Linked DNA regions of Homo sapiens: region 1 is linked to region 2. A link is a contact called in ENCODE Hi-C or POLR2A ChIA-PET data. All regions are on one chromosome and are shown on one strand. Each heading gives the region's core, a stretch centred on a gene start or an enhancer-like site at or near the end of the contact. The rest is flanking DNA. Distances are from core to core; before and after follow the strand shown. Region 1 holds the start of ZNF443 (zinc finger protein 443). Region 2 holds the start of ZNF878 (zinc finger protein 878).

Evidence for each region. Hi-C counts contacts between places; a loop is a spot of excess contacts on that map. ChIA-PET counts read pairs that join two places held with the same protein, here RNA polymerase II (POLR2A). Pooled maps may share reads with other maps.
Region 1: a loop to region 2 is called in a pooled map, with 4 times the contacts of the local background. The contact joins the promoter of ZNF443 here to the promoter of ZNF878 in region 2. A Hi-C loop is called at or near these places in 1 of 168 maps with a recorded cell type or tissue (PC-9), 1 of 37 single-sample maps with no recorded cell type and 7 of 50 pooled maps. POLR2A ChIA-PET finds 5 or more read pairs at or near these places in 1 of 52 experiments (WTC11).

The regions. Positions count from the first base shown.
Region 1 is chr19:12,439,689-12,443,598 of GRCh38, forward strand. It overlaps ZNF443 (zinc finger protein 443), which reads right to left and starts at 1,333. Exons shown (of 4, transcript NM_005815.5): 1 at 1,224-1,333. The coding sequence starts at 1,226. RefSeq lists a silencer at 1,012-1,101 and an enhancer at 1,512-1,781.
Region 2 is chr19:12,050,233-12,054,601 of GRCh38, forward strand. ZNF878 (zinc finger protein 878) reads right to left here and starts at 2,729. Exons shown (of 4, transcript NM_001080404.3): 1 at 2,567-2,729. The coding sequence starts at 2,569. RefSeq lists a silencer at 2,325-2,374 and an enhancer at 2,563-3,068.

The DNA of each region.
Region 1 (3,910 bases), core at 83-2,582, 390 kb after region 2:
TGCCATGTTGCCCAGGCTGGTCTGGAACTACTGGGATCAAGCAATACCTCTGCCTTAGCCTCCCAAGGTGCTGGAATTACAGGAATGACCCACCGTGTTCAGGAACCCAAAACAATTCTTTCAAGAAAAAGCCATACATTGCTAGCTGAAAACAAGATGACAAACTAGTGAAATATCGCCTGGGGCCAAACAGTTCATACTGTTGCTGTGAATTAAGGACAGAAGGTTAGCCTGGGGAAGTCTCTGGAAACCAAGAGATTTGCTGCCAGCCCTAGGAAGAGTCAGGATGAGAGAACACAGTGGTGGATTTGAGACCCTGCTGCCCACGTCTTTGGAAGACTCAGAGGGGAAACGGTCGCCCTTGGAAAGGAAGAAAGGACTGAGGACCACGGAAACCACAGCTCCTCCCACACACAAACCCCACACACGAGTCTGGATTCCACCTGGTGACTCGTCGTCACCGTGCAGCCTCCTCACCGGGTTCACAGGAACTGCGAGCCAGGCTGGAGGCGAGATTGCAGTTAGATATTAAACAGGTGCCCTCAGCCCCGCTGCCTCAAGGGGCCGCCTCCCTGAGAGTCAGGTCACAGCAGACGCTGACCGCCGGCTTCCCCATTGTGCCTGGGGATAAGATCTCCGAGTGCTGCTCAAGAGTCGCCGGAGTTCTCAGATCCTGAATCCCAGCAGAAAGGCTGGCGCCAACCAGGTTGAAGACCCCACGAGGGAGCCCTCTCAGCAGAATGCGGTTTCTTCACCTCCTGTCCCAGGATTCACCCCTCACTTCCCCACCAACCAAGGACGCTACACCCAGCCGCCCCCGTCCAGACCCCAAATCCCTCAGGGAGGCGGATCTGGGGTGTCCTCCCCTCTCCTCCTGTTAAACCGTTTCTGCTGCAGCCCTCGGCGTCTCGGTGCAGTGAGTCGGGCCGCGAACCTGTGTTGGTTACAGCCGCACAATCTGGGGAGACCCGGGGCTGCGGGCTCGGAGCTGCCCAGAGAGGGCGCCGGGGCCGCAGTCGCCGCGCAGGAACGGGACAGGACGCCCGGGGTCCCGGCTGCATGCCCAGCCCCACCCTGCGGCCGAGGGCCGACCTACGCCAGGGGGACCCGGGTCCGTAGATCCCGAAGTCGCCCTTGGGGAGGCCCGGGTCCAGCCACAGCCGATTACGGCCGGTTCCACCTAACCCCTCCCCCGCCTCGGGACGCCGGCCCAGCACACGCACCATTTCCCGACTTCCGCGGTGTCCCAGGTCCTACCGACAGCTCCCGCTGCCAATGCGTGTTCCAGCCAGACAAAGGCTGCCTCAGAACTTCCAGGTCGTCTCTCAGCTACAGAACCCAGAGCCGAGCGCAGGTGGGTGGAGCAGACGCCGCGGGCTTTTTCAACCACACACACTTCTCTGGGCAGTGCCTGATTGACAGTTCCCACGAACCCGCCCCACGCCCCTGATTGGATAGGGCGTCAGGTCCCGCCCCCTGAGGGCTGATTGACAGAAGAAGCGATCTTGCACAGCTGAGTGGAGCCGGATGAGCAAGTTCCTGACACAGCCCTTGGCAGGGGGGGCTTCCTCCCTGCTCTTTGATCTGAATCCTCCCGGGTTATATTTGCACTTAAGCGGAATTTCCTGCCCGTACTCAATAGGACCTCCTGCTTCTTCCTCCTGGACACGGACTGACAAACTAATTATATCTTTTTTTTTTTTTTTCCTCGAGAGGGAGTCTTGCTCTGTCGCCCAGGCTAGAGTGCAATGGTGCGAGGCTCACTGCAACCTTCGCCTCCTGGGTGGGTTCAAGCAATTCTCCTGCCTCAGCCTCCCGAGTAGCTAGGATTACAGGCACGCGCCACCACCCGGCTAATTTTTGTATTTTTCAGTAGAGGCTGGGTTTCACCATGTTGGCCAGGCTGGTCTCAAACTCGTGACCTCGTGATCCGCCTACCTTGGCCTCCCAAAGTTCTGGGATTAGAGGCGTGAGCAACTGCGCCTGGCTCCAATTATGCTCTTTTTCAATGAAATTTTTCAAGATTTTTCAATGTACAATTAAATTATTTTTTACTATAGTCACTCTGTTGTGCTAGCAAATACTAGGTCTTATTCATTCTTTGTAACTATTTTTTATACCTATTAACCATCCCCACTTCCCCCATAACTACTCCTCGCTACTACTTTTCGCAGCCTCTGGTAACCATCCTTCTACACATTTTTGGTTGTTTGAGATGGGGTCTTGCTCTGTTACCTAGGCTGGAGTGCAGTGGGGCCATCATGGCTCACTGCAACCTCTACCTCCTAAGCTCAAGCAATCCTCCCACCTCAGCCTCTCAAGTAGCTTCAGATTGTTCACTGTTGGCATATAAAAATGTTATTGATTTTTGTGTGTTGATATTGTATACTGCAACTTTACTGAATTTATTTCTCAGTTCTAATACTTTTTTGGTGGAGTCTTTAGGTATTTCCAGATATAAGATCATATTATATGCAAACAAGGATAATTTGACTTCTTCCTTCCCAATATGGATGCCCTTTATTTCTTTTTTTTTCTTTTTTTTTTTTTTGTCTTATTGCTCTAGCTGGGACTTCAAGTACTGTGTTGAACAACAGTGGTAAAAGTGGGCATTCTTATTGTGTTCCAGATCTTACAGGAAGGGCTTTCAGTTTTTCCCCATTCATTATCATGCTAGCTGTGGGTCTGCCATATATAGCTTTTATTATGTTAAGGTATGCTCCTTCTTTACCCACTTTTTTTTAGGGTTTTTATCATGAAGGGATGTTAAATATTATCAAAAGCTTTTTCAGTGCACATTGAAATGATTATATGGTGTTTGCCCTTTATTCTGTTGAAATGATACATCACATTGATTGATTTGCATATATTGAACCATCCTTGCATCCCAGGGATAAAGCCCACTTGGTCATGATGAATGATCTTTTTGGTGTATTGTTAAATTCAGTTTGCTAGTATTGAGTTGAGGATTTTTGCATCAATATTCATCAGTGACACTGGCCTATAGTTTTCTTTTTCTGACATGTCTTTGTCTGGTTTTGGTGTCAAAGTAATATTGGCTTTGTAAAATAAATTTGGAAGTATTGCCTTCTCCTCTGTTTTTTGGAATAGTTTGAGTAAGATTGGTATTAGTTCTTTTTTAAATGTTGGTAGAATTCAGCAGTGGAGCCACTGGGTTCTGGGGTTTTCTTTGCTAGGAGACTTTTTATTATGGCTTTGATCTCATTATTTGTTATTGGTCTGTTCAGGTTTTTTATTTCTTCATGGTTCAATGTTGCTATGTTCTATCTGCCTAGGAATTTATCAGTTTCTTCTAGGTTTTCCAGTTTATTGGCATATAGTTGTTCTTAGTTGCATTAATGATCCTTTGAATTTCTGCAGTATCAACTGTAATGTCTCCTTTTTCACCTCTAATTGTATTTATTTGGGCCTGGTTTTTTCTTAGTCTACCTCAAGGTTTGTCAATTTTGTTTGTCTTTTCAAAAAACCAACTTTTTGTTTCATTGTTCTTTTCTATTGTTTCTTCATTTCAAATTCATTTATTTCTACTGATTTTTATTATTTCTTTTCTTCTACTGATTTTGGGTTTGGTTTGCTCTTGCTTTTCTAATTCTTTAAGATGCATTCTTAGGTTGTTTATTTGAAGGTTTTCTTCTTCTTCTTTTTTTTTTTTTGAGATGAGTTTCACTTCACTCTTGCAGCCTAGGCTGGAGTGCAATGGCGCAATCTCAGCTCACTGCCACCTCTGCCTTCTGGGTTCAAGCAGTTCTCCTGCCTCAGCCTCCCAAGTAGCTGGGATTACAGGCACCGACCACCATGTCATTTTTTGTATTTTTAGTAGATACAGGGTTTCACCATGTTGGCCAGGCTGGTCTCGAACTCCTAACCTCAGGTGATCCACTCCCTTTGG
Region 2 (4,369 bases), core at 1,479-3,978:
ATAAATAAATAAATAAGAAGCAATTAAACTGAACTGGCTATAGAACACTAAGACCCTTCACAAGCATACTGAAGCCAAATTCAAATCCAATTCACATAAATTTCTAATCTGTGGCCTGAGGAAACAATATCACTAATGACTAATTTATAGGGAAATGAAATTTAGGCTTAACCAGGCACAATAGGTCAATTAATCTCTGATTACATAACCAAAAGTTTCACCTGTACAGAATGTGAAAATAGGTGATTCAAAAATTTAAGCTGCTGGAACTCTAAATTATCTTGAGGTTTAAAGGAATGCCATTCTGGGGTTGAGACACCTCACAGGCAGCGGTAACAGAGCCAGCCAGGGAACCTTCCATTCCCTGATTACAGATTAGCTTTCTTTCTTACCTATATTGTTTTGTAAAATATTTTAAATGACAAGCAAGTCAGGAAAGACCCCTTCCCTCTTAAGGATTGATTTCATTATAGACTAACTTCCCTCTTACTTTTCTTACACAAAGACTTCATGGCCATCACATCTTCTGAAGCTGGAAATGTTAAATTCACTTTTTTAAATAAGAAAAGAAATGAAAACCGGCCGCGCGCGGTGGCTCACGCCTGTAATCCCAGCACTTTGGAAGGCCGAGGTGGGTGGATCACGAGGTCAGGAGATCGAGACCATCCTGGCTAACACGGTGAAACCCCGTCTCTACTAAAAAATACAAAAAAATTAGCCGGGCGCGGTGGCGGGCGCCTGTAGTCCCAGCTACTTGGGAGGCTGAGGCAGGACAATGGCGTGAACCCGGGAGGCGGAGCTTGCAGTGAGCAGAGATCGCGCCACTGCACTCCAGCCTGGGTGACAGAGTGAGACTCCGTCTCAAAAAAAAAAAAAAAAAAAAAAAGAAAAGAAAAGAAATTAAAACCCCTTGCAAAGAAAATTTTAAAGTCCTGGGCCGGGCGCGGTGGCTCACGCCTGTAATCTGATACAGGAGAATCGCTTGAACCGGGGAGGCGGAGGTTGCAGTGAGCCGAGATTGCGCCATTGCACTCCAGTCTCGGCAACAAGAGCGAAACTCCGTCTCAAACAAACAAACAAAAAAACCTGTAACTAAATTGTATAATTAATTTAGTTGTACTAATTAGTTGTATTAAATTAATTGTACAATTAATTTAGTTGTACTAATTGTTGCGATAATTAAATTTCTTTGTTTTTTGCCTATATAAGAAGGAGCTTAACTTTTTTTTTTTGAGACAGTCTCATTCTTTCACCATGGCTGGAGTGCAGTGGGGCATTCCACTGTAATCCCAGCACTTTGGGAGGCCGAGGAGGGTGGATCACGAGGTCAGGAGTTCGAGACCAGCCTGGCCAATATCATGAAACCCCGTCTCTACTAAAAATACAAAAATTGGCCGGGCGCAGTGGCTCACGCCTGTAATCCCAGTACCTTGGGAGGCCGAAGTGGGCGGATCACAAAGTCAGGAGGAGTTCAAGACCAGCCTGGCCAATATGGTGAAACCCGTTTCTACTAAAAATACAAAAATTAGCCGGGCGTGGTGGCTGGCGCCTGTAGTCCCAGCTACTCGGGAGGCTGAGGCAAGAGAATCGCTTGAACCCGGGAGGCGGAGGTTGCAGTGAGCCGAGATGGCGCCACAGCACTTCAGCCTGGGGCGACGGAGCGAGACTCCGTCTCAAAAATATAAAAATCTGGTAAAATAAAAACAGGTCTTTTGGGGAAGGGGGCGGGGACTGGGATGGAATAACGTGGCAGATAACAGCCCTCCTTCCTACAGCCTCCAAATTTTAGACAAAGCTTTACACACTCTCAACCAACTGCCACCTACAGAATCCCTCCACCACCTGTGCCTTCTAACCCCGCTTCCATGTGTCCCGCCTTTCGGCCAAAGGAACTTACACCTTCCCGGCACTGATTCATCATTTTCCTGCAATTCCTGTCTCCCTGAAATGAATAAAACCAAACTGTCAGGAGCTGCCTCGGGATTGCTTACTCCAGACTTCGCGGGGTTGTGTTTCCCTCAGCCGAGGTCTCTCCTATTCGGCTCAGAATAAACTTATTCTACACGATTTGGGTTTTTCCGTTACCAAACCACAAGCCAGGACTGGGAGTTTCTCATTCATTAATCGCTGTTTGCTAAAATAAACTCTCATTTTTTAACAGTGCCTCAGTTTAATTTTTAACTGGAAAAAAAAAGGAACTGGGGACCCCACAGCCCACAGCTCCTCCCACACGAACCCCACACCCGAGGCAGGATCCCCCATGACCCTTCCATGGTCACCGCACAATCTGGGGAGACGCGGGGCTGCGGGCGCGGAGCTGCTCAGAGAGGGAGCCGGGGCCGGGGCCGCAGTCGCCGCGCAGGGACCGGACAGGACGCCCGGGGTCCCGGCTGCCGGCCCAGCTCCACCCAGCGGCCGAGGGGACCGAGGGCCGAGCTGCGCTAGGGGGACTGTGTCTGGAGCCCAGAGTCGCTGCAGGGGGGCCCGGGCCCCGCCACAGCGGGTTCCTCTCGGTTCCACCCAGTCCCTCCTTTCGCCTTGGGACTCCCCAGCACCGCATGCTCACCATTTCCTGGCTTCCAGGTATTCTGGCGTCCTCTCTAAAGGTCCCGTGAACAGTGCAGGTCACAGCGCAGTCGACAGAGCAACAGCAGCTACGGCGGAAGTAACTGGTCCCTCTCGGAGCAAGAAAGCCCCAGACCTTAACTAGCGCGAGCAGCCCTAGGAGTGAAGAGAGCGGGAATGCAACCTCCCCTTCCCTGGAGGACAGTGGCAGGGCCCCGCCCTAGCGCCCCTGATTGGATAGGGGTCTAGACTCCGCCCCCTTCCCTGAGTGACAGCAGAAGCCCCGGGTAACTGGGCGCTGCAGAGCCGAAGCGACTGGTTCTGGCCACACTTTCCAAGGTCAGCTCCCTCCCTCCCTCCCACCTTTACTTCGAATATTTGCCTTCGGCCAAACTTGCTCCGAACTGCTAGAAGGGACACTGTTGTCTTCCTCACTCCGTGGGCCGTCCCTGCCCCTTCATCCTACACGGGACACAAGTGTGCAGGGAATTCCAGATTCAGTGTCCACAAAATGTGAAAGACATTAAAATATTTTGCCCCAAGATATTGCCCTGCCAAAATATATTTCTTTGACAGTTTTGAAATGGCTGCTGCTTGGCCAGCAAACAAAAGGTGGCCTTGCAAAACTGTCTTTTGAGGGGGAAATTTACATTTGTAGAGAATCTCCGTTAATGAAGCACTGCCAGCTCCCCCGTTCTTTTCCTTTCCCTGATCTAAAAGCTATTGAGAGTTTGACACCTTTAAAATCTGAAGAGAGGTAGCACATGGTGACTCATGTCTATAATCCCACCACATTGGCAAACTGAGGCGGAAGGATCCCTTGAAGCAAGGAGTTTGAGGCCAACATCATCAACACAGCGAGATCCCTGTCTTTCTTTCTTTTTTTTTTTTTTTTTTAGACAGTCTCGATCTGTCGCCCAGGCTGGAGCACAGTGGCACGAGATCTTGGCTCACTGCAACCTCCGCCTCCCAGGTTCAAGCGATTCTCCTGCCCCAGCCTCCCAAATAGCTGGGATTACAGACATGCGCCACCACGCCCCGCTAATTTTGTATTTTTAGTAGAGACGGGGTTTCTCCATGTTGGTCAGGCTGGTCTCGAACTCACGACCTCAGGTGATCCGCCCGCCTCGGCCTCCTAAAGTGCTGGGATTACAGGCGTGAGCCACCTCGCCCGCCGATCCCTGTCTTTATTATTTAAAATTTTTTTAAATGGCCGGGCGCTGGCCGGGCGCAGTGGCTCACGCCTGTAATCCCAGCACTTTGGGAGACCGAGGTGGGCGGATCACGAGGTCAGGAGATCGAGACCATCCTGGCTAATACGGTGAAACCCCGTCTCTACTAAAAATACAAAAAAAAAATTAGCCGGGCGTGGTGGTGGGCGCCTGTAGTCCCAGCTACTCGGGAGGCTGAGGCAGGAGAATGGCGAGAACACGGGAGGTGGAGCTTGTAGTGAGCAGAGATCGCACCACTGTACTCCAGCCTGGGCCACAGAGCAAGACTGTGTCTCAAAAAAACAAAACAAAACAAAACAAAAAACCAGTGGCCGGGCGCAGTGAGACCAGGTCTCTACCAAAAAGATAAGTAAATAGATTAGGGCCAGGCATGGTGGCTCATGCCTGTAATCCCAGCACTTTGGGAGGCCGAGGTGGGTGGATCACTTGAGGTCAGGAGTTTGAGACCAGCCTGGCCAACTTGACGAAATCCCATCTCTACCAAAAATATAAAAATGAGCTGGGTTTGGTGGCACACACCTGTGATCCCAGCTATTCGGGGGGCTGAAGCAGGACAATTGCTTGAACCCAGA